Linked DNA regions of Homo sapiens: all the other regions are linked to region 2. A link is a loop called in an ENCODE intact Hi-C map of the cell type or tissue named here. Cell type or tissue: heart left ventricle. All regions are shown on one strand. Region 1 has its middle 33 kb from the start of CAMK2D. Region 2 has its middle 210 kb from the start of UGT8. Region 3 has its middle 10 kb from the start of CAMK2D.

Evidence for each region. Hi-C counts contacts between places; a loop is a spot of excess contacts. Peaks named below come from ENCODE experiments on the same cell type or tissue, not always from the same donor. Only the 100,000 strongest peaks of a DNase experiment are listed, where the experiment ranks them.
Region 1: a loop joins it to region 2, with 5 times the contacts of the local background. A loop is called at or near these places in 36 of 110 quality-filtered maps.
Region 3: a loop joins it to region 2, with 4 times the contacts of the local background. A loop is called at or near these places in 46 of 110 quality-filtered maps.

What each region holds. Positions count from the first base shown.
Region 1 is chr4:113,791,225-113,799,224 of GRCh38, forward strand. No RefSeq gene overlaps it. Among named protein-coding and RNA genes, the nearest start is that of CAMK2D, 33 kb to the left of the region's middle. In heart left ventricle, no CTCF peak of the experiment used is centred here; a DNase peak (open chromatin) is centred at 4,957.
Region 2 is chr4:114,383,342-114,391,341 of GRCh38, forward strand. No RefSeq gene overlaps it. Among named protein-coding and RNA genes, the nearest start is that of UGT8, 210 kb to the right of the region's middle. In heart left ventricle, CTCF peaks have their summits at 1,502 (motif pointing left) and 3,483 (motif pointing right); no DNase peak of the experiment used is centred here.
Region 3 is chr4:113,767,965-113,775,964 of GRCh38, forward strand. No RefSeq gene overlaps it. Among named protein-coding and RNA genes, the nearest start is that of CAMK2D, 10 kb to the left of the region's middle. In heart left ventricle, no CTCF peak of the experiment used is centred here; a DNase peak (open chromatin) is centred at 4,517.

The sequences.
Region 1 (8,000 bases), 590 kb before region 2:
AGAGTGGCTGTTCAGCAGCCCTATGCTGTAGGAGGTTTGTTCCACAGGTACCCTGAGCATGAACCCCTAGAAAGCCATCCCACACTACCAGGATATCCCATTTGGGATCTCTCCCATATGGGATGGGTGGTGATTGCTTACTAGAATTGAGGCAAACCTGGGCAGAAGGTGTCATTTAGTGTTGAAAAGGAGGCAGCAACCTGGGGGACAAAAAGAAAATAATCTAATAAATTATAAAGACTGCCTAAGGAAACATATCCAATAAAAACCAAAGCAAGCCAGACAAAGAAGACTGGAATAAATAACCAACTTTTCAATGCAAATACATAGATGTACATACACAAGAAACAACAGCAAGCAGGGGGCTATGACTTTCCCCTGAAAAAAGCAATTCAGTAATTAAAGAAATTTAACGAAGAGATTGAAGTAATAGGATGAAAATCAAACAGAAATCTTGAAACTGAGAAATACATTTGCTGAGTTGAAAAATTCACTGGAGGCTCTCAACAGTGCAATGAATCAGAGGAAAGAATCAGTGAGCTAGAAGATAAGCTATTTGAAAATATATAGTGAAAAGAGAAAAAAAAAAGAATGAAAAGAAACAAAGATTGCCTGTAAGATATAAAAAATGACATCAACTCGCTTGAGCCTAGGAAGTCAAGGCTGCAGTGAGTGATAATTGAACCACTGCAATCCAGCCTAGGTGTTAGAGCAAGACCCTGTAAAAAAGAAAAGAAAAAGATGATAGAAAAAGAAAATTACCTCAAAATACTAAATCTAAGAACAATCAGCATTCAAGATAGACTTGAGCAAGAGCAAGGGGTAGAAAGCTTATTCAAAGAAAGAATAACGGAAAACTTTTCAAATCTTGAGAAAAAGATAAATATCCAGGTACAGGAAAGCCAGAGAACATTAAACAGATGCAACCCAAATAAAACTACCTCAAGGCATATAATAATCAACCTCTTTGTCAAGAACAAAGTGAGGATCCAGAAAGCAGCAAGAGAAAAGAAGCAAATAACATATAACAGAGCTCTAATTGGTGTGGCAATCAACTTCTCAATGGAAACCATACAGGCCAGTGGGGAGGGAGATGACATTTTCAAAGTGTTGAAAGCAAAAAAAAAAAAAAACTCTGCCATTCAAGAATACTGTATTCAGCTAAGTTATCCTTTAAATATGAAGGAGAGATAAAGTTTTTACCAGACAAACAAAAGGTGGGAGAATTCACCACCACCAGACTCATCTTACAAGAAATGCTAAAGGGTGTTCTTCAATCTGAAAGAAAAAGAAAACTAACATACAAAAATAAAAAAAAATGAAGGTATAAAACTCACTGGTAAAACTAAGTACAGAAAAACCCAGAATACTCTAATACTGTAATTGTCAGGTGCAATTCATTCATAACTCTAGTATGAAGCCCAAAAGACAAATCTATTTAAAACAATGATGACTACAACAACCTGTCAAGATATATGACATATAAAATATGCACATTGAGACAACAGAAAGCCAAAATTGGGGTAGAGGGGATGGAGTTAAAGTTTAGAGATTTTTCCACTTTTTGTTTGTTTCTATTTTTTTCATTGAGCTCTAAGATAAGTTGTCAACTATTTAAAATAGTCATACCTATATGATGTTTTTTGTAACCCTCATGGTAACCACAATGTAAACCTATATTTATTCACTAAATGTAAAAAGCAGTAAATTAAAACATGCTACCAGAGAAAAGCACTTAACAAAAAAGCAGAGAAGAAAGGAGTTACAAATCACCCAGAAAACAAGCAACAAAATGGCAGTACTAAGTCCTCACCTATCAGTAATAACACAATGTAAATGGACTCAATTCTTCAGTTAAGAGAAACACAGTGGCCCAATGAATAAATAAATAAGACCCAATTATATGCTGCCTATAGGAAACCCACTTCACCTATAAAGACACACACAGACTTAAAGTGAAGGAGTGGAAAAAGATATTCCAGGCAACTGAAAACCAAAAAAGAGCAGGAGTAGCTGTACATGTATCAGATAAAATAGACTACAAATCAGAGACTGTCAAAACAGACTAAGAAGGTCAGTAGATAATGATAAAGGGATTAATTTAGCAAAAGAATATAAGACTTATAAATATCCACGTACCAAACACTGGTGCTACCAAATATATAAAGTAAACATTAATAGATTTAAAGGCAGGGATAGACTGCAATACAATCATAGTATGGGACTTCAGCACATCATTCTCAGTAATGGACAGATCATCCAGACAGAAAATCAACAAAGAAACATCAGAGTTAAACCACACACTAGATCAAATAGTTCTAACTAACATTTAGAGGACATTTCACCCAACTGCTGCAGAATACACATTCTTTTCATAAGCACATGGAACATTTTCCAGAATAGACCAAATCTTAGTCCACAAAAAAGTCTTAACATATTCAGAAAAGTAGAAATCACAACAACTATCTTTTCCTGACCACAATGGAATAAAACTAGAAATCAACAAGAGGAACCTCAGAAACTACACAAACACATGAAAATTAAACAATATGTTCCTGAATCGCCAATGGGTCAATGACAAAATTAAGAAGAAAATTTAAAATTTTCTTGAAACAAATGAGAATGGAAACACAACATACTAAAATCTCTGGGATACAATAAATGCAGTGCAAAGAGACAAGTTTATAGCAATAAATGCCTATATAAAAAAAGTAGAAAGACTTCAAATAAACAATCCGATGATGCACCTCAAAGACCTAGAAAGGCAAGAAGTCAAATCCAACAATAGTAGAAGGAAAGAAATAATAAAGATCGGAGCAGAAATAAATGAAATTGAGACTACAAACCCCCCAAAATCAACAAAACAAAAGGTGGTTTTTTAAAAAGATAAAATTGAGAAAACTTTTGCTAGACCAACTAAGAAAAAAAAGAGAAGACTCAAAAAAAATTCAGAAATTAAAAAGAAGACAGAACAACGTAGACCTAGAAATATAAAGAATTTTTAGAGACTATTATGAAAGAATTTATACCAACAAATATGAAGACTCAGAAGAAATGGATAAATATCTGGACATATACAACCTACCAAGATTGAATCATGAAATAGAAAACTTCAACAAACAAACAGTGAGTAATGAGATTAAAGCCATTAAAAAAAAAAAGCCTCCCATGAAAGAAAAGCCTGGGACCTGATGGCTTTACTCATAAATTCTACCAAATGTTTAAAGAAGAACTAATACAAATTCTACTCAAATTCTTCAAGAAAACTTAAGAAGAGGGATACTTCCAAAAACTTATGCTATGAAGCCATCATTACCCTAATACTAAAGCGAGACAAGGACACAACAACAAAAGAAAACTACAGGCCAGTATCACTGAAGAACATAGATGCAAAAATTCTTAACAAAGCAAAACAAACTCCAAAACACATTAAAAAGCTGTTTTACCATGATTAAGTCAGATTCATTCCAGAGTTGCAAGGATAGTTCAACACACAAAAATCAAGAAACATGATACATCACAGAAGCAGAATCAAGAACAAATAATTGGGCTGGGCGCAGTGGCTCAGCCTGTAATCCCAGCACTTTGGGAGGCCGAGGTGGGCGGATCACAAGGTCAGGAGTTCGAGATCAGCCTGCCCAATAAGGTGAAACCCCATCTCTACTAAAAATACAAAAATTAGCCAGGCGTGGTGGCGGGCGCCTGTAGTCCCAGCTACTCAGGAGGCTGAGGCAGGAGAATTGTTTAAACCCGGGAGGTGGAGGTTGCAGTGAACTGAGATTGCACAACTGCACTCCAGCCTGGGCAACAGAGTGAGACTCTGTCTCAGGAAAAAAAAAAAAAAAAAAAAAGAATCATATAATGATGTTAATAGATGCTGCAAAAGCATTTTGTAAAATTGGACATTTCTTTAGGAAAAAACCCCATACAATCTGGATAGAAAGGAAACATACCTTAAATTAATAAAGTCCAAACATGGCAAATCCACAGCTAACATCAGACTGAATGCGGAACAATTGAAAGCCTTTCCTCTAAGATCTATAACAAGACAAGTATGCCCACTTTCATCACCTTTATTCAACATAATACTGAAAATCCTGACCAGAGCAATTAGGCAAATAAAATGAAGGGCGTCCAAAATGGAAAAAAAAAAAGTCCAATTAGCCTTGTTCGTAGATAACATAAAATTGTACTTTAAAAAGCCTAAAGATTCCACCAAGAAACAGTGAAAACCAATAAATAATTCCATTTACAATAGCTACAAAATACTTAGGAATCAATTTAACCAAGAAGTGAAACACCTACACAAGAAATATATAAAATACTGATGAGTTAAGTTGAAGAGGATACAAAAAAAGGAAAGATATTCCATGCTCATGGATTGGAAGAATTAATATTGTTAAGTTGGCAATATAATTCAAAGCAATTTGCAGATTCAGTGCAATTCCTATTAAAATACCACTGACATTTTTCACAGAAATAGAAAAACAGTCTTACATTTTTATGGAATCACAAAAGATGCCAAGTAGCCAAAGCATTCCTTAGCAATAAATGACAAAACTAGAGGCATCACACTACCTGACTTAAAAATATACTACAAAGCGCTCTCCCTCTCCCTCTCCCGCTCCCTCTCCCGCTCCCTCTCCCTCTCACTCTCCCTCGTCTCCGTCTCCCGCTTTCCACTCTCTCCCCCTCTCCCTCGTCTCCGTCTCCCGCTTTCCATGGTCTCCCTCTGTTGCCGAGGCTGGACTGTACTGCTGCCATCTCAGCTCACTGCAACCTGCCTGCCTGATTCTCCTGCCTCAGCCTGCCGAGTGCCTGGGATTGCAGGCGCGCGCTGCCACGCCGGACTGGTTTTTGTATTTTTTGGTGGACACGGGGTTTCGCCGTGTTGGCCGGGCTGGTCTCCAGCTCCTGACCTTGAGTGATCTGCCCGCCTCGGCCTCCCGATGTCCCGGGATTGCAGACGGAGTCTCGCTCACTCAGTGCTCAATGTTGCCCAGGCTGGAGTGCAGTGGCGTGATCTCGGCTGGCTACAACCTCCACCTCCCAGCCACCTGCCTTGGCCTCCCAAAGTGCTGAGATTGCAGCCTCTGCCCAGCCGCCACCCCATCTGGGAAGTGAGGAGCGTCTCTGCCTGGCTGCCCATCATCTGGGATGTGAGGAGCCCCTCTGCCCGGCAGCCCAGTCTGGGAAGTGAGGAGCGCCTCTTCCTGGCCGTCATCCCGTCTAGGAAGTGAGGAGCCTCTTTGCCTGGCCGCCCATCATCTGGGATGTGGGGAGCGCCTCTGCCTGGCCGCCCCGTCTGGGATGTGAGGGGCGCCTCTGCCCGGCCACCCCCGTCTGGGAGGTGAGGAGCGTCTCTACCCGGCCGCCACCCCGTCTGGGAGGTGAGGAGCGCCTCTGCCCGGCGGCGACCCCATCTGGGAACTGAGGAGCGCCTCTGCCCGGCCACCACATCTGGGAAGTGAGGGGCCCCTCTGCCCAGCACCACCCCGTCTGGGAGGTGTACCCAACAGCTCATTGAGAACAGGCCATGATGACGATGGCGGTTTTGTCGAATAGAAAAGGGGGAAACGTGGGGAAAAGAAAGAGAGATCAAATTGTTACTGTGTCTGTGTAGAAAGAAGTAGACATAGGAGACTCCATTTTGTTCTGTACTAAGAAAAATTCTTCTGCCTTGGGATCCTGTTGATCTGTGACCTTACCCCCAACCCTGTGCTCTCTGAAACATGTGCTGTGTCCACTCAGGGTTAAATGGATTAAGGGCGGTGCAAGATGTGCTTTGTTAAACAGATGCTTGAAGGCAGCATGCTCGTTAAGAGTCATCACCACTCCCTAATCTCAAGTACCCAGGGACACAAACACTGCGGAAGGCCGCAGGGTCCTCTGCCTAGGAAAACCAGAGACCTTTGTTCACATGTTTATCTGCGGACCTTCTCTCCACTATTGTCCTATGACCCTGCCAAATCCCCCTCTCCGAGAAACACCCAAGAATGATCAATAAATACTAAAAAAATTAAAAATATATATATACTACAAAGCTATAGTAATCAAAACAACATGGTTTACAGTCATAAAAACAGAAACGTAGACCAATGGAACATAATGGAGAACCCAGATATACATTTATGTATTTACAGCCGACTCATTTTTTACAAAGATGCCAAGAACATACAATAGGGAAAGGACAGTCTCTTTAATAAATGATGCTGGAAAACTGGATAATCATATGCAGAAGAATGAAACTAGACCCCTATGTCTCACCACATACAAAAAATCAAATCAATATGCATTGAAGACTTAAATCTAAGACCTATCAAACTATGAAACTACTAGAAGAAATCATGGAAATCCTCCAGGATATTGTACTAGGCAAAGTTTTTTGTGTAAGACCTCAAAAGCACAGGCAACCAAAGCAAAAAATGGGCAGATGGGATTACATCAAACTAAAAATCTTATCACACACACATCAACACAGTAAAAAACCCACAGAATGCAAGAAAATATTTGCAAACTACCCATCTGAAAAAAGATTAATAACCAAAATATATAAGGAGCTCAAACAACTCAATAGTGGAAAAAAACCCAAATAATCCAATTAAACAATAGGCAAAACTTCTGAATAGACATTTCTCAAGAGAAGCCATACAAATGGCCAAGAGGTATGTGAAAAAGTGCTCAACATCTCTGATCATCAGAGAAATGCAACTCAAAACCAAAAATAAGATATCATCTCACCACAGTTAAAATACCTTTTATCAAAGATATAGGGAATAATGAATGCTGGCTAGGATGCAGAGAAAAAGGAACACATGTACACTGTTTTTGGGAATGTAAATTAGTACAGCCACTATGAAAAACACTGTAAAGTTTCCTCAGAAAAACAAAAAATAGAACTACCATTTGATTCAGCAATTTCACTTCTGGGTATATATCCAAAAGATGGGATATCAATATATTGAAGAGATATCTACACTCCCACATTTATTGAAGCACTATTTACAATAGCCAAAATATGAAATCAATCTTTAAGTGTCCATCAATGGATGAATAAAAAATGTGGCATATATACACAATGGAATATTACTCAGCTATTAAAAAGGAAAGAAATCCTGTCATTTGCAGCAACATGAATGAAACTGGAGATAATTATGTTAAGTAAGTGAAGCACAGAAAGACAAATATATTGCATGTTTTCATTTATATATGGGAGCTAAAAAAGTGGATCTCATGAAGATAGAGAGTAAATTGGTGATTACCAGAAGCCAGAAAGGGGAGGGGAGAAGGGGATGAGGAGAGGTTGACTAATGAATACAAATATATAGTTTAATAGAAGACATAAATCTAGCTTTTGATAGATTAGTAGGGTGACTGTGTTCTACAATAATCTATTGTATATTTCAAACTAGCTAGAAGAGAACAATTTAAATGTTTCTAGCATCAAGAAAATACAAGTATTTAAGGTGACTTAAGGTGATCAATTACACTGATCTAATCTTCACAAATTAAATAAATATACAAAATTATCACATGCACCCTCAAAATATTTACATCTCTTCTATATCAATGAAATAAAGAAAACAGAGTTTTTTAAAAGAAGGAAGACTGTAGAAGTTGAAGGGAAGACAGGAACAGATGTGCCAGCTGTCGAGGTTTGACTTCTTAATAGGCTTTAGTTAGAGTCTAATCTTTCCCTAGGATTCCTTTTGCAAATTAGATAAACTATACTGTGTCCAAGAAATAAACTCTACTTTGGCAAAATTCAAATAATATAACCATATTTCTTCTAAATACAAGTGTATAGCATCAGGAATTGGGTATAAATAGAATATTACTTTATCATTCAGGAAAAGAAAAGTTTAATCAGCTGTCAAAAGGTACTGAACTAAAGCTTAATGATTTATATTAGTATTTCCAGATTATATAAACTTAGCATAGGCGGGTATATAAAAAAGTTCATGGAGATGAAAAGTCTATTTGTGGTCCTAATTATTTTA
Region 2 (8,000 bases):
AGTTCAGAGGAGATGTGCATACCATTCCTCCAGGACAGAGTGTCCACTTGTTTCCAAGGCCTTTATTTGTGATTCTGTGTCTTCAGTAAGTATTATGCATGAGTCTTGGAGCCAAAGTGTAGAAGCAGGATTAACCCCCTTTATTATCACTATTAATGACTCACTTAGTGATTCTGTGCTTCTTTTCCTTGCAACTCTAAGTTGTCTTATTCCAAGAGAACATTTTCACCAGGACACACAAGAAAAGCCCTGCTGAACTATAAGTTAGTGGTTGCCTCTTGGATGCTTTATGCTCTTCTTGCAAGTGAATAGAAGACAAGAAGTGGAGTTAGCATATTGGTAGGAATCGACTCTTTTCACCAGGAGAAAGGTGACACAAAAGGACGAGGAGGAATATGTTTCCTACTCTGCTAATCACTTGGACATCTCCTAGTATCCTTGTGCCAAGTTTTGGATGGTCAATGGACAAATTTAGTAACCTTTAACTGAGAAGGGCTTGAAGACATGAAGCTCAGAAACCTCAAAGACAGTGGTCCAAGTCACACAGCAGGAATGAAAGATTTAGTCCCTCAGCTGCTGGGAGGGATGCCAGAACAAGGCCTTCTTTTATTCAGCAGCAGCCTGAATCCAGTGACTCATTGCAGGGGGGTATGAAGGCTCATGTTCCTCACCCCAGTTCAGGAAAATGTGAAAGGACTGTATCAAATAGAGATCTTCCCATGAAGTTACCTGGAGCTAAGAGTACATTCTAATAAACATCTTCTCTGAACCTCTATTTCAGAGTCTGATTCTTGTGGAATCTAACCTTCAACAACATGAATGGGTGCTAGCTCAGACATTGCTGAGAATGTTATGCACTGCTATATATGATATAAATACTGTATTCCTCTTTTAAAATCTGAACATTTCTTAATTCTAACGCATATTGGCCCCCAAATTTCAAGATAAAGGATTGGAGACCTGAGTTTACCAAATGTAATCATTCTAATCGTTTGTAAGGATTAGAGAATGAATTTATGTTTGTCTGTGACCAACATTTCCACCTTTTGTCTGTCCTTTCTTCCTTGCAAAAATCAGTCTTTCTCTACCACTGCTTGACTCAGGAATTCTGTGATAGGCCTTGTTCTACAGGAAGGCTCACTTTTCCTTCTCATAATATCCACACATAAATATCTAGAAGACCTGATAACTATTCTTCAAATTTTAATAGATTATATTTTTCCAATATGTAAGTATTTCCCAAGGAATATCCTCCTAAATCATCTATATGAAAAATAAAAATAAGCAAACTCTTCCATTAACAGCCCAAGATTATGTAAAGAATTCTTCTTGACATGTTACAGAAATTGCTTGGTAAGGGTGGAGAGTAATCAATAAAACGCTTCTAAATAATGATTAAAATTATGCATTTTATCTACATTTCTCAAAAAAAAAAATTGCGTCCATAAAAACAGAACAGGTTTTAAGGGTTATCTGGCACTGTAGCTCCACCAAGTGGTAAACTGACATGAACCGTTAAGATTATATTCTTAAAATGCATTCAGTCCCAAAGTCAGTTTAATTTCCATACTAGAATTTCTATCAAAGCTGCATTTATAATTAAATGTCTTTTTGTTTCCTAGTACAACTGAAACTATTTTTAATTTGGAAATTCCAATGATTTTCTTTATGGGAAGAGATAGACGATTTTTTTTTTTTTTGGCATCTAGAAACTGACGAAATCACATTTTCCCACTATTTACATTTTGATTCTTCGAATATTTTTAAATTACTATTTGCTAATGGAAAAGGCTATTGCTAGGCCTCAGGTCTTCGCTGACTTTTGGCCAGAGACATCATCAGTTCCTTACCACGTTGGCCTCTCCATACGACTGTCCACATCATGGCATTTTGCTTGTCTCAGAGCAAGGATACAAGAGAGAAAGAAAAATAAGGGAGGAAGAGCAACATGGAAGTCAGTCTTTTTATAGCTCCTCACAGAGGTGACATCTCATCACTTTCGTCGTTTGTTCTGTTAATTAGAAATGAGTCACTAGGTCTAGGCCGCACTCAAAGGGAGAAGAACGTACTGCAGCGTGAGCACAAGGAGGAACTCAGGGCCATCTGAGAAGCTGCCTACTACATGTTGCTTTCCTGAGATAAATATAACCTCTGAAATTATCATCGCTTTATAAAACCTCAAACAAATTAGTATTCATTCTCAAAAACTAATAATTTCATTATTAATAGTAGCGTTTACTATGCTCCAGATACTATTCTAAACATAACCAACATATTTACTCAGTCATTATTAACTCTCTAGTACTTGAAACACTCCTATAAGCTAATTACTAATAATATTCCCATCTTACAGATGAGGGAACTGAGACACAGAAAAGCTAAGTAATTTGTTATGATTTGAAACTAGGTCATCTGGCTCCAAGGTGAGTAAAGGTTTAACATGGTTTCTGTTTGCCTTACAACAGAAAATTGTAAATAGAAGATGAGAACTGCCATTGAAAGTAGAAGTAAAAACAGAATTTGTTCAGTTTTCCATACTCTACTGAATACATTTTGTAACAAAATTATGTTGATTCGACTTCTGCTTTGCCTACAGTAGCCCCAGTTTGGCCAGTACCCTGGCATAAGTAATTCTCAGTAATAATTATTGTTTAATAATGACTCTTTCACACTCAAAAGTGTCCTGATTTAGGTGATAGAATATGTAGTCATTAAGTATAAGGCTATCAAAGGGTCTCAATATGTCTGGAGAACATCACACGTGTTGCTATTGGAGAAAATTTACTCTTCCCACTACATCCCCAAGTGATCTTCATGTGGTCCTAAGGGTTGATAATCACTGTTGTAAATGGAGACATTAGGCAAAGTCATTAAATTACCTCCCCAAATCACAGTTATTTCATTAAAACCAAATAGACTCATTATTATTCTTGGCTTTATATTTCATTTCTAAATCCCTTTATGATCAAATATATAATATAGAATGGAAATACTTGGGTAAAAACTATAATAACAAGAATGGGAAAATAATATCACAGTGTGGTTTATCCTAGTTAGAGGGGAACGGAAATGATTTAGTTAACTCCCATACGTATGTAGAGGCAGAAACTGAAATATTAATTATAAATATACTGTGTTGTAGAACGTGTTTATCACTGTCTTTTTAAAAATTCAATGTAAATGTAGCAATCTGGTTAATTTTATCAGTAAAAATACCCCAACTGGATTATAGTCTAAAATTTTGCAGAGGAAAAAAAAAAAAACCTTATAGATTACCTGTGTTTATTAAACTAAGTTGCTAAACAGGTGAATGCGTACAGCATCAATAAAACACAATGATTATTAAAACTGATAACAATTAAACATTAAGAATTATTGAAACAGATAGCACAAAGTAAATGTGTGGAAAAGATGTAAAATAACATGCAAATATCCAGATAATGTCATAGCACAGAGAAAAGTTGTGGTTTGATCATTAGCCAGAAGAGGGCACTATGTGACTGCCAGATGTTGATATGCTGTTATTTATTTTTCGTTTTTTTCACTTTTATAAGGGCATACTATATATGTATATTAATCCAGAAGGAATAGATCTATGGAGGTGGAAGGGAGTGGTTTACGGTCATGAATTATAACATCCAAAAACTATACACTGAAATATTTTAATGAAAATTTTTTATGTGAGTGTTTAAAGTATTCAGTGTTCATTCCACCTGAGAATTTAACAAACTTACAATTTCATTGTACATATGGTTACTGTGTTTTTATTACAGCCAAGGCGGTATTATAGAGAAGGGTTATCTATTGTTAAAACCCGAAGGACCCTAAAAGTCCCCTGGTGAATTTCTTCATTCTACAGAAGATATAACTGAAGTTCAGAGATGTTATGTAATATGTCCGAGATGCCAGGACTGTTATATCATCTGAGGCTCTTACTAGGTTGAGTTCTCCTCTAACCCTCTGGGATTAGCCCTTCTATATTCTCTATCCAGCTCACCTCATACCAGAGCATCATCACTCTGAGAACTGAGGTGGGGCTTACTGACCCAAGTCAAAACTTTCGGCACAACTGGCACCGCCAAAAGAAGTAGCAACTCACTCCTAAATATTGAAGTTTAATACAATGAAATATAGGTATTTTCACTGTGACTAAACTTAAGAAATGTTTCTGGCAAAACACAAGTTTCTATTTTTCCAAATGAAATCTAAATACTCCCCAGTGAAAGGGGATGGGCACAAGAGAAGATAGCAAAACCCCACACCATTCTTCCTGTTAGCCCAAGTAATGTTGGTCTCAGATGACAAAATGGTAGAATTATAGAACTAGAACATTAGCAATCAGTATGCCTAGCCCTCTTATTTATAAATGTTTTATAAATGAAGAATCTAAGGTCTTTGAAGGTTAAATGATTAGCTCAAGGACACAAACCTGGCTAGCGCCAGAAGTGTTGGATCACTTAAGGCCTGTGGAAGACAGAATTCTATCTACAGTGACCTTCTTCCCCAGCATTACTCCCATGATTATATTACCTTAGGAGGCAAAAGAGATTTTGCAGATGTAATTGATGTTACTAATCAGTGGAGATTATCCAAGTGGGTTTAACTTAAACGCATAAGCTCTTTGAAGGAGAATAATTTCCTCCAGCTGTGGACAGAAGAGGACATCAGAGATTTTCAAAGGGTGAGAAGGATTCCATGTGAGGAATGTTCTCCATTGTTAAAAAGTCCATGTGGCGAGGGTAACAGACGACCTTTAGGGACTGGGAGCAGCCCTCAGCTGACAGCCAGCAAGAAAACACCTATAGCTGCAAATAATGGAATTCTGCCTTCAACCTCAATAAATTAAGTAGATTCTTTTCCAGAGTGTCAAGATTCCAGCCCTAGCTGGCACCATAATTGTGTGCTTGTGAGACCCTAACCAGGGAACCCAGTTGAGTCCTCATGGAATTTTGACCTACAGAACTGTGAGATAATAAATGGGTGTACTTTTAAGCTGCTTATTTTGAGTAATTTGGTACACAGCAGTAGAAAACTAATACTAGGTCTAACTTGAAAACACAAAGCATTGGAGATTTTAAGATACAGGGACTTCAACATAAGAATTTTGTTCTATAGATGATGGAAAAGCAGAGAAGCTGAGTGGAAGGTGGCAAGGCAACTCTGAGCAGCAGATGCAGGAAGAATTATAGAACTAGAACTAGCTTCATCTACGCTCTGGTCAGAGGGAATCTTGAGATCATGGGAAGTGAATTTTACCAGAATACAGGAGCTGGAGTCACACAGCAGCAGAAGTTGGAAACACAAAAGCCTATCCATGGGCACTGAAACCACTGGGTGAGCTAGCAGCTGCCAGACACACAAGCTGAGATATTGGTGCACCTCTCTTCTTTTCACCTTCCAATCTTCTACTAGTGCCTCCTGCCATTGACCAGCCCCAGCTGAAAGCCAGCTGTTACAGGAGCCTAAGAAACACAACCTGCAGGAGTCAGCATCTTTTCACATAGAGGAAATCAGGGAAAGGACAAGGAATAGGTCATAAGGCAAACAGACCTTCAGAATCAACAAGAAGACAAGGGAGTCAGAGTTAGGCACTGCACTAGATAATTTCTTTGTGTTATCTCAGTTCATAGTTGGTATTAATAACTTATTTTTTTTTGTATTTCTATTTTACAGAATAGGAAATCAGGGCTTAGGGAGGTTAAGAAATTTGCCCCAAATTATAATGTCTTAAATAATAGACCTGATTTTAAATGTAAGTTTATATAATAATCATAAGCCAACTTAAATGGGCTTACTACAAAGCTCTACAAATCCTTACCAATTGAAGCAGTAGAAAACACCAAAAAAAAAAAAAAAGGTAAAATAAATTGCATGCTATCATGCCAAGGGTCAGGGTCCAGCGCAAGCTGAGGTCTGAGGGGAGTAGGCAGACTGGTGGCAGGTAGCTCAAAGAACACCTGGGGCCCGTAAGCAGGTGAAATGTGGCTTTATTATGCTGTATCTCTCCATCAGTCTGTCTTGGCTGCCCGCTCCGGCTGCAGCCCCTCTCAGCAGCTGGCTCCGTGGCTCCTGCCACCCCCATGCCTGCAGCTGCACTCCCTGACACACACGCCATTTCTTGGCTCCCCTCTGTCTGCCTGCAAGGCAGTCAGCTCTCTCTCTCCGTCCACCTGCACAGCAGATGACTTTCTCTCTTTGTCCACCTGCAAGGTGGCCGGCTCTCTCTCTGTCTGCCTGCAAGGCGGCTAGCTCTCTAATGTGCACATGCACTCACAGTGTTAGCAGCTTTATTCTCTTTCCCTCCTCCTGCATGACAGAGGTGGCAGGGCAGTTATACTACTTACAGATAATAGTGGCTCAGAGACAAGCACTAGCTCACAGGAATGGTTACACAATAAGCAGTATTGTGCACCTGCACTCCAAACTTACTAAGTCATGTTGGACCAGATGTCTGCCTCAGCCTACTCTCAACTGTAGCACATCCATTTTCCTTACACATGCCATTTTAAATATTTTACTTTATTAAAGAATTTTCTTTACTGAATATAAAATATATTTTAGACCCTTATTTTCAAATGTTCTACAGTTCAATTTCTTGGCCACCCCCTAGGGTTAAGTTTGTAATTTCTTCAGCCATAATATAAGAAGTTTCCTATTGTAAACACAGAATCAAATCTGCATGAAGCCTCACAAGATTAATTTCTATACATATTTCTAAAGTTATTTTCTGTGGAGTTGGGTGTGGTGGTTTGCACCTGTAATCCCGGGTATTTTGGAGGCTGACTGAGGCAGTAAGATGTTTTCAGCCCAAGATTTTGAGATCATCCTGGGCAATATATACAGACCCCATCTCAAATAAATAAATAAATAAAAGTTATTTTCTGAGATTTACATTTTGAACATCTATGTTATAGTAATCTTAGTGTGTAAGAACTACTTGCTTTTTAAATGTTAATTTAAAATACAATAATAAAATATGCACTGATATAAACATGCTAAGAAAAATATATGTGCATATTAGAACAATGGTAAGTTGAGTACAAAAACATTGACTAGGGTATGGAAAACGTTGGAACTTCTATTCATATTTAATTTTTCCTAAAATGAGGAATAAATTAATGTTTTCTACTCTTTGACATATGGATCAATGCTGATACCTTCATCAGATCTGCAGTTCAGATCCTCAGAGATGTGTGACATCCCTAATACATCCTAATACCCCTAATGCATCCTAATGCATCCAGGGCATCCTGGTCTAATGAAGGCACCATTCTTTCTTTTGGTCTTTTGTAGGCTCTTGCTAAGTATTAAAGTCTTTGCCCTCCCAGTTAAATGTATTTATAGATAATATAATATTATGCAAATTGTACTCACATTTACTGAATAATATCTAAGTGCTAAGCACGATTATAGGCGCAGGGAAAATAGCAAAGATCAAAATAGATAAAATCTCTAGTCTCAAGTAACGTATTTTCTAATATAGGCTACTAACATTTACCATGGTAGGCAAGATAAGAAAAAATTAATTAAACATAAATACGGATGTTCATTTTTTAAATTTAGGCACTATAATTCACCCTGCTGAAAAAAGCCTTAAGCAGAGTTGCAAAAGAAGAGCTATTTTCATAATTTTCATACACTTCTCCTTGGGCAAATTTTCTTCTCTCATTTGCTGCAATCCCCACTCAAGGGATGCTTGTGCGCCTGATCCTAGGGGCTGCCAAGGGCACTCATCATGTCACTCCATTCTCCGTCTCTTTCCTTGGCGGTACCAAATGCTCATTTTGATTCTTGATTCTTTCCTGGTTTTAAAATATACCTCTCCTATTCTCTTAAGACAATTCTACATAACTCCCTAATTTAACACATTGTTTTGATCAGGATGTTGTAAAATAAAAACAAGTTAATAATGAATTACTAAGGAGCATAGAATAACCATTCTATTAAATAAATGTACCTGAAAATTTTTGATGCATATTAGAATATAATACTAAAATCTA
Region 3 (8,000 bases), 620 kb before region 2:
CACTCTGCTTCCTAGGCGCTGGAGTGCAGTGGTGCGATCTCAGCTCACTGCAACCTCCACCTCCTGGATTCAAGCAATTCTCGTGCCTCAGTCTCCTGAGTAGCTGGAACTACAGGCATGCACCACTATGTCCAACTTTTTGTATTTCAGTAGAGACAGGCTTTCACCATGTTGCCCAGGCCGGTCTCAAACTCCTGAGCTCAGGCAATCTTTGGCCTCCCAAAGTGCACGGATTACAGGCGTGAGCTACTGTGCCTGGCCTGAAAGACCTTTAAAAAAAATCATATATTCATTTACATTGGATTATTTCATTACTCTTCATTACGTTCAGTTTATCACTTTGTCAATTCCTTTAACAGTACTCTTCTCTTGATTCATGTAGCTTTAGAGGAGGGTAGCATTTATCTCAACAATCTTGGTGTTTAAAAGTTAACTTTTCCTAAAAGCCAATGGCTTAGCCTTTAAATTACCTTGGTCAAAAGTCGAAAATTATTTTTTCATCATGTAGGGGCCAATACCAAGGATTCACTACATGCTATGTAGCGGGTAGCTAATACAAACTATAATCAAAATAGACTTTAGAATATATTTTTAATCTATTATCACCAAACCTACAGAATTATAGTACTCTGTCTCATTTACGTAATGAGATGTCCAGCCAATTTATTATTATTATTATTATTGAGATGGAGTCTCACTCTCTCCTGGAGTGCAATGGCACGATCTTGGCTCACTACAACCTCCAAGTCCCAGGTTCAAGCGATTCTTCTGCCTCAGCCTCCCGAGTAGCTGGGATTACAGGCGCCCACCACTACCCTCGGCTACATTTTGTATTTTTAGTAGAGATGGGGTTTCACCACGTTGGCCAGGCTGGTCTTGAACTCCTGACATCAGGTGATTCGCCAGCCTCGAGCCTCCCAAAGTGCTGGGATTACAGGCGTGAGCCACCTCGACCAGTGCTAATTTATTATTATTCAGGTGCTACTTATTCATTTCCTACATAGTCAAGGGCCCTGTTATTTCTTATTCTCCTGCTTTTTTGTTTCCTAGAGTTGGCTTAGACTTGTTGATTCATTCCTTCAAAAAGCAGAAAGAAGTTTTAAAAATCTGTTTGCCTAATGACTTAACACATGTGGCTAAACCTAACCACCAAGGTCTGTTCCATCTTACTACACAAACAAGGTTTGGGCTGAATACATAGCTAGAATACCAGATTTTCCTGTTTTGAGATTAATTTTTTGGCAAAGAAATGGAGCAAAAGTGATATATGCCGCTTCCAGACCTGGTTCATGTTCTGGAATGTTCTCTAATGTTCTTCAGTCTCTGAACGACTGGGATGGCAATTCCTAGGGCAATCTTATAAGTATCATATTGAAGATTGCAGAACCACTGTCAGCCTGGGGCCCTGAAAGACTTCATACAACAGAGCTGCTGCTAATATGGAACCCTTGCCCTGACCAAAGAAATAAACTTCCTGTTCTTTAAGGAACCGAATTTTGAGGATTCTATTTGTTTCTGTAATTTATCCTCCCCTATCTAAAACAAAGTATGGAAACAAATTTTTAAAATCAAAAGCGCTATACAAATATTTATTGTAATTTAAACCTTAAGAATAAAATTACGATTAAATGAAAATATGTGATTTGCATTAAGGCCATATTTTATTTTTGTCTATTGTGCCTGTGTCCATGAGTGTGGTAATTGAGAGTTAGCTGTGTTGTAGAATGGCCCAACTCCAACCAGAACAAGTATCTTTATAGTTAAATAATTAAAAAAAAAAACACTACATTCTTGTTCCTATTTTCCCCGCCTTCTTCCCCCACTTCCCCCACACATGATTTCCATTCAATGAGGAAAACAGATTTTTAAAGGTTCTGAAAGTTATGACAATACCACTGAAAAAGGTGATGCATCTTTATCCTTAAAGCTCTCCCATTTTTAATGTTTTTCTGTTTCATTTATCAGTGGTTAAAAAAAAAAAAGAGCCTCAATTAGTAACTCGTATGTGAACAACACCTCTTTTTCACAACTGCTTGGTTTGTTTAACAAGGAAAAAGTGCTATCAACTTAAGAGTGAAAAGGTGTTTTTGAAGGTAGAGGTAATTATGGTGGGTTGTCAAACAACATAGTAATAGAAAACAAAATGAAGGACCCCTACAGCTTAAATATGAAGACTGTTGTAATTAATTTTGCAACATTTATTCTATAAGTTGGTGTGTGTGTGTGTGTGTGTGTGTGTGTGTGTTAGACCAGGTGCTCTGAGAATATAATGTGGAAAAAATAGTGTCTCCACTTTTATAGGGTTTATTTTTCAGTGGGACAAATAGGCATTAAACCAATTACTCATTAAAAAATTAAGTAATATAAAGGAAGAATACGGAGAATGTGTATTATTTGTCTTGGTGGAGTAGGCACAGGTTTTTCTGAGAATGTATGAGCAAAATGAGATCCAAAGGATCCTATTATTTTGTTTATAATAGTTAAATAGTTAATATTAATAACTAAATTAAAGAGAAAGTACAGGGAAAAGCATTCTAGTAGATGAAACAGGACAAATTCAAGGAACCAAGTGGGTCTGATGTGGTAAGAGTGTAGTAAGGGAAATGATTCTATAGAATTGGGCAGAAGAGTGTCTCATGGGGCACTTAAAATTAGGCGAAGAACTGTGCAAACACTGAAAGGATTTAAGAATGGGTGTGACATGTCTATATGATAGAGTTCATTATCACTATCTGGTGGAAAATGAATTTTCCCTATCAGCAGTGACTTTAAAAGGCAAGGTAAGGAAAAGTGATAGCTAGACTTTAGGTGGTGGTAGTAAAAATATAAATCAATGAATATTTAAAATATATTTGGAAAATAAATAGTAAAAAATTTTTTAAAATTGACAATTGATAACTTCTGTGTTAATATAAATTAGATAAAACTGTAGAGCACTTATGTTGGTATGACTGGGGTCTTTTTGTTTTTAAATTCTGCTCAGGAAATATAAAACCACAAATCAATGAATTACTGTTTGCTTCAGGCAATTCCATCAGACCAAGTTATTAGAGAGAGGACCCTGTCACCTGGTCAAGTAGCTTGCTTAACAGTTTAGTTATAAAGACTTACTTTACTGTTTCCACCAATTTTAAACTAGTAGATCATGAACTTTGCCCAATTCTCAATCAATGCCCCTTTGAGAAAGACTTTATTAAGCCACTTGAGGCCAGACTTTAAATGCTATAAATATCTCACCTCTAGTTTCCTTCTAAAGCACTAGGATTCTAACAAGACGGTATCCTATTTGCAGCACTTTATTAACAGATTGTTTAAAGATATTTTGGGGAGTTAATGTAAACATAGGAAGTTCAGAAACACTGGGATAGTCATACCATAAAATATATAAAGCTATTATTGCATTGAATTATGCTGTAGGGAAGTATTGTGATAGAAAAGTGTCACAATATATTAATAAAATTAAAGTTATTGAAAAGTTTACATATTTTAACCTCAGTTTTGTGTTTGGTTGTTTACATGGATAGATGATGGATAGATATTCAGTTCTCTAAGTAAAACTATTTTTAATTATGATTACCTCCTATGGAGGTGGAAATAAGAATAATTTTTTTAGAATTTTTTTTTTTTTTGAAACACACTCTGTCTCTGTTGCCCAGGCCTGAATGCAGAGTGCCACAATCATGGCTCACTGCAGCCTCAATCACCTGGACTCAAGCAATCCACCCACCTCAGCCTCCTGAGTAGCTGGGACCACAAGTGTGCACCACAACGGACCTGGCTAATGTTTTTATTTTTTGTATTTTTCTCCCTATGTTGCCTAGGCTGGTCTCGAACTCCTGGGCTCAAGCAATCCTCTTACTGAGCTCAGCCTCCCAAAGTGCTGGGATTGCAGGGCTGAGCTACTGCACTGGGCCCAGAATTTTAATTTTTTTTTCTTTTTTTTTTGGAGACAGAGTCTTGCTGTGTCACCCAGGCTGGAGTGCAGTGGCACTATCTTGGCTCACTGCAAGCTCTGTCCCCTGGGTTCACACCATTCTCCTGCCTCAGCCTCCCAAGTAGCTGGGACTACAGGCGCCTGCCTCCACATCTGGCTAATTTTTTTGTATTTTTAGTAGAAATGGGGTTTCACTGTGTTAGCCAGGATGGTCTCGATCTCTTGACCTCATGATCTGTCCACCTCAGCCTCCCAAAGTGCTGGTGAGAGGTGACAACGTGCTAGCAGCCCTCGCTCGCTCTGGGCGCCTCCTCAGCCTTGGCGTCCGCTCTGGCCATGCTTGAGGAGCCCTTCAGCCTGCCACTGCACCATGGGAGCCCCTCTCTGGGCTGGCCAAGGCCAGAGCCGGCTCTCTCTGGTTGCGGGGAGGTGTGGAGGGAGAGGCGCTGGCGGAACCCGGGCTGCGGCACTCACGGGCCAGCATGAGTTCCGGGTGGGCTCCGGGTGGGTGCGGACTCAACGGGCCCTGCACTTGGAGCAGCTGGCGTGAGGGGCTTAGCACCCGGGCCAGCACCTACAGAGGGTGCACCGGGTCCCACAGCACGGCCAGCCTGCTGGTGCCTCACTCGAATTCTCGCTGGGCCTCGGGCACCTCCCCGCGGGGCAGGGCTTGGGACCTGCAGCCTGCCATGCCTGAGCCCCCTGCCCTCCCCCTGACCCCGTGGGCTTTGGCGCTCCCCCAGCCTCCCTGACAGGCACTGCCCCCTGTTCCTCCGTACCCAGTCCCATAGACTGCCCAAAGGCTGAGGAGTGCAGGGAGTGCTGGGTGTGCAGTGGGGGACTGGCTGGCAGCTCCACGCCGCCGGGATTGGGATTCACTAGGTGAAGCCAGCTGGGCTCCTGAGTCAGGTGGGCACTTGGAGAACTTTTATGTCTAGCTGAAGGATTGTAAATGCACGAATCAGCACCCTGTGTCTAGCTCAAGGTTTGTAAATGTGCCAATCAGTGCTCTGTGTCTAGCTAAGCTGGTGGGGACTTGGAGAACTTTTGTGTCTAGCTAAAGGATTGTAAATGCACCAATCAGCACCCTGTCAAAATGGGCCAATCAGCTCTCTGTAAAATGGGTCAATCAGCTCTCTGTAAAATGGACCAATCAGCAGGATGTGGGTGGGGTCAGATAAAGGAATAAAAGCAGGCTGCCCAAGCAAACAAAGGTAACCCGCTCAGGTCGCCTTCAGTGCTGGGTAAGCTGTTGTTTTGCTCTTCGCAATAAATCTTGTTGCTGTTCACTCTTTGGGTATGTGCTGCCTTTATGAGCTGTAACACTTAGAAGGTCTGCAGCCTCGCTTTTGAGGCCAGCGAGACCACGAACCCACAGGAAGGAACGAACAACTCCAGATGCGCCGCCTTTAAGAGCTGTAACACACACCACCAATGTCCGCAGCTTCACTCCTGAAGTCAGCCGGACCACGAACCCACCCGTAAGAAGAAACTCCGGACACACTATGTTTTAGAACTTTAACACTCACTGCTGGAGTCTGTGGCTTCATTCTTGAAGTCAGTGAGACCAAGAACCCACCAATTCCGAACACATCTGGGATTACGGGGGTGAGCCACTGCGCCCTGCCTAAAATTTTCCTTCATTGAATATATTTTACTTGTACAGTAAAAAGCAAGGAGTACTACAAAGAAATACAACTTCTGAATTTACGTATATTTGTGTATTAGAATGTAGATTCCAGAATCAGAAGTGCGGAATTTGTAAGCTCTGTGATTGAGATTTGGTGATGGGGAAATAGGATAGGGACCAGGAATAACTTCTTTGCATGGCCTAGTTTCACAGTAATCTGGTAAGATATATAATATTTTTCATTTTATGAATGAGAAAACGTGGGTACAAAATGTTTAAATAACTTTCTCACTGAAAATATGGGTCAATTCAAATTTAATACTCAAGAATATCTAAGATAATAGTAACGGGTAACATTTGTTGGGTGTTTGCTATATGACTCAGAACCTTCTGAGATAGTTGTCTATTATCCTCATTTTATAGATGAGGAAACGGGCACAGTCATGTGTGTTCAAAGGAAGTGACTGAGTAAGGAAGCAAATTCAGGTAGGCTGAGCCCCAAAGCTTGTATTTTTAATCACTGCATATTACCTTCCATATTTTTATTCATTTCCTATGCCACAGCTAGATACTCATAGATATCTATACTTTTCAGATGGGCAATGCTGAAAATATTTAGCTATTTAAGTTTGGCTGATTTTTAAGGGGAAGAGCAGTGTGAAGTGAGCAAATGGACTGTAGAAGTAATTTGTTTTCTGAGGAAAATCAGTTGAATTTCCTTCTTTGCTAATTAGCAACCCTAGTCCCTAAGTGTCAAATAATATCAGCCAGTCAGCACTGCTTTTCCAGAGAGATTGGTGACTTGTTTTCTAAACACACTACTTCTGTAGTTACTATAATATGTCCTGCTATAGAAGTTTGGCTAAGCCCGTCTTTCCTCTCTTCCTTTTAGGGATCACCTTTAGTTTTTACCTCTCCCTGGTTCTGGTACCTCCATACCCCAATTTAGTATTCTATTTTATATTAAGATAATTCAAGTAATGGTCTGCAAATCTAGACTAAGTTGTAAGGAGGGGAAAGGAATGATAAACTTCCTAAATCCTCACTGCATATCCCAGCAACTAGAGACAAACTCATTTTCTTTTTTCTTTTTGATACAGAGTGTCACTCTGTCACCCAGGCTGGAGTGCAGTGGCACAATCTCGGCTTGCTGCAACCTCCACCTCCTGGGTTCAAGCAATTCTCCTGCCTCAGCCTCCTGAGTAGCTGGGACTGCAGGCATGCACCACCACGCCCAGCTAAGAAAACTCATTTTCTTAATGCCTTTCTCCTGGCTTCACCCCCAAGCCCCATCTCAAATCCTTATCCCATTTCCAAGATCTGCTTCCTGATCTTTAGGCTCTTCCAACAGGCTGGCAAGGTCAGAATGTGGATATTTTCAGAAATGTGAAGGAAGGATTAACGTTCATGTGGATTCTGTCAATAGCTATCACGGCCCTCTGTTTAAGTCTGTGCGGTCTGGCTTCCATCCGTCTACTCTGAGGATCCTGCTTATGACCAAGGACTCCCAATGATCAAATCCAGCCAACTGAGTTAAGCCTCAACCTCATGTGAATCTATAGAAATCTGCATAGCCAGTTACCACTTCTGAACTGTTTTGACTCAATTCAATTCCAACATGAAGTCACCAAATGTTAGCACAGACTCTGCAGGTTAAGGGCTCAGCTCCACAAAACTGTCCCCACTTCGGACTTCTGTCCCAAGTCCCAGGTTGCCACATGTATGTATAACCAGCTGGCTATAAATTATGGGGAGGGGTTCCCATATTCCCCTCCACAGGTTTGATAATTTGTTAGAAACACTCACAAAACCCAGGAAAACAGTTGGCCATTTTATTATAAGAGATAGGAGTTTACAATCCTTGGAGTAATAATGTGTGACTGATGTTTCCTTGTTTGTCATTTCTAGCAATTTCCAAATCCTATAATTCTGTACTAAAAGTATCTCTTTCAACTCCAATTAGGATTTATTCCTTCCCACTTATATGTGGTTACGGAGGGTGTCCTTATTAAAGAATGCAAATGAACAGCCAGGTGAAGAGGCCCAGAATGGTTCCCAATGCAGGAGCTTCTGTTCCATGGAATTGGGGGTGTGCTACCTCCCAGCACATGGACCAAATTTAAGTGTGCATCAACCTGGCTGTTCCCCAAAACCCATCATTTAGAGTTGTTTATGGAGGTTTTCAGTTATGGAGGAATGATTTATTAAATCAGGCCATATTGATTAATTCAGTCTTTAGCTCCCTCTCCTCTCCCTGGAGTGAGGGGAGGGGCTGAAGTTTCTAACCCTCTATTCATGCTTTAGCTTTTCCAGTGACCAGAACCCATCCTATCTGGGGGACCACAGCCACCAGTCATCTCATTAGCTTACAAAAGAGACAACTCCTGAGATTTCAAGGGTTTTAGAAGCTGAGTGCCAGAAACTGGTGACAAAGAC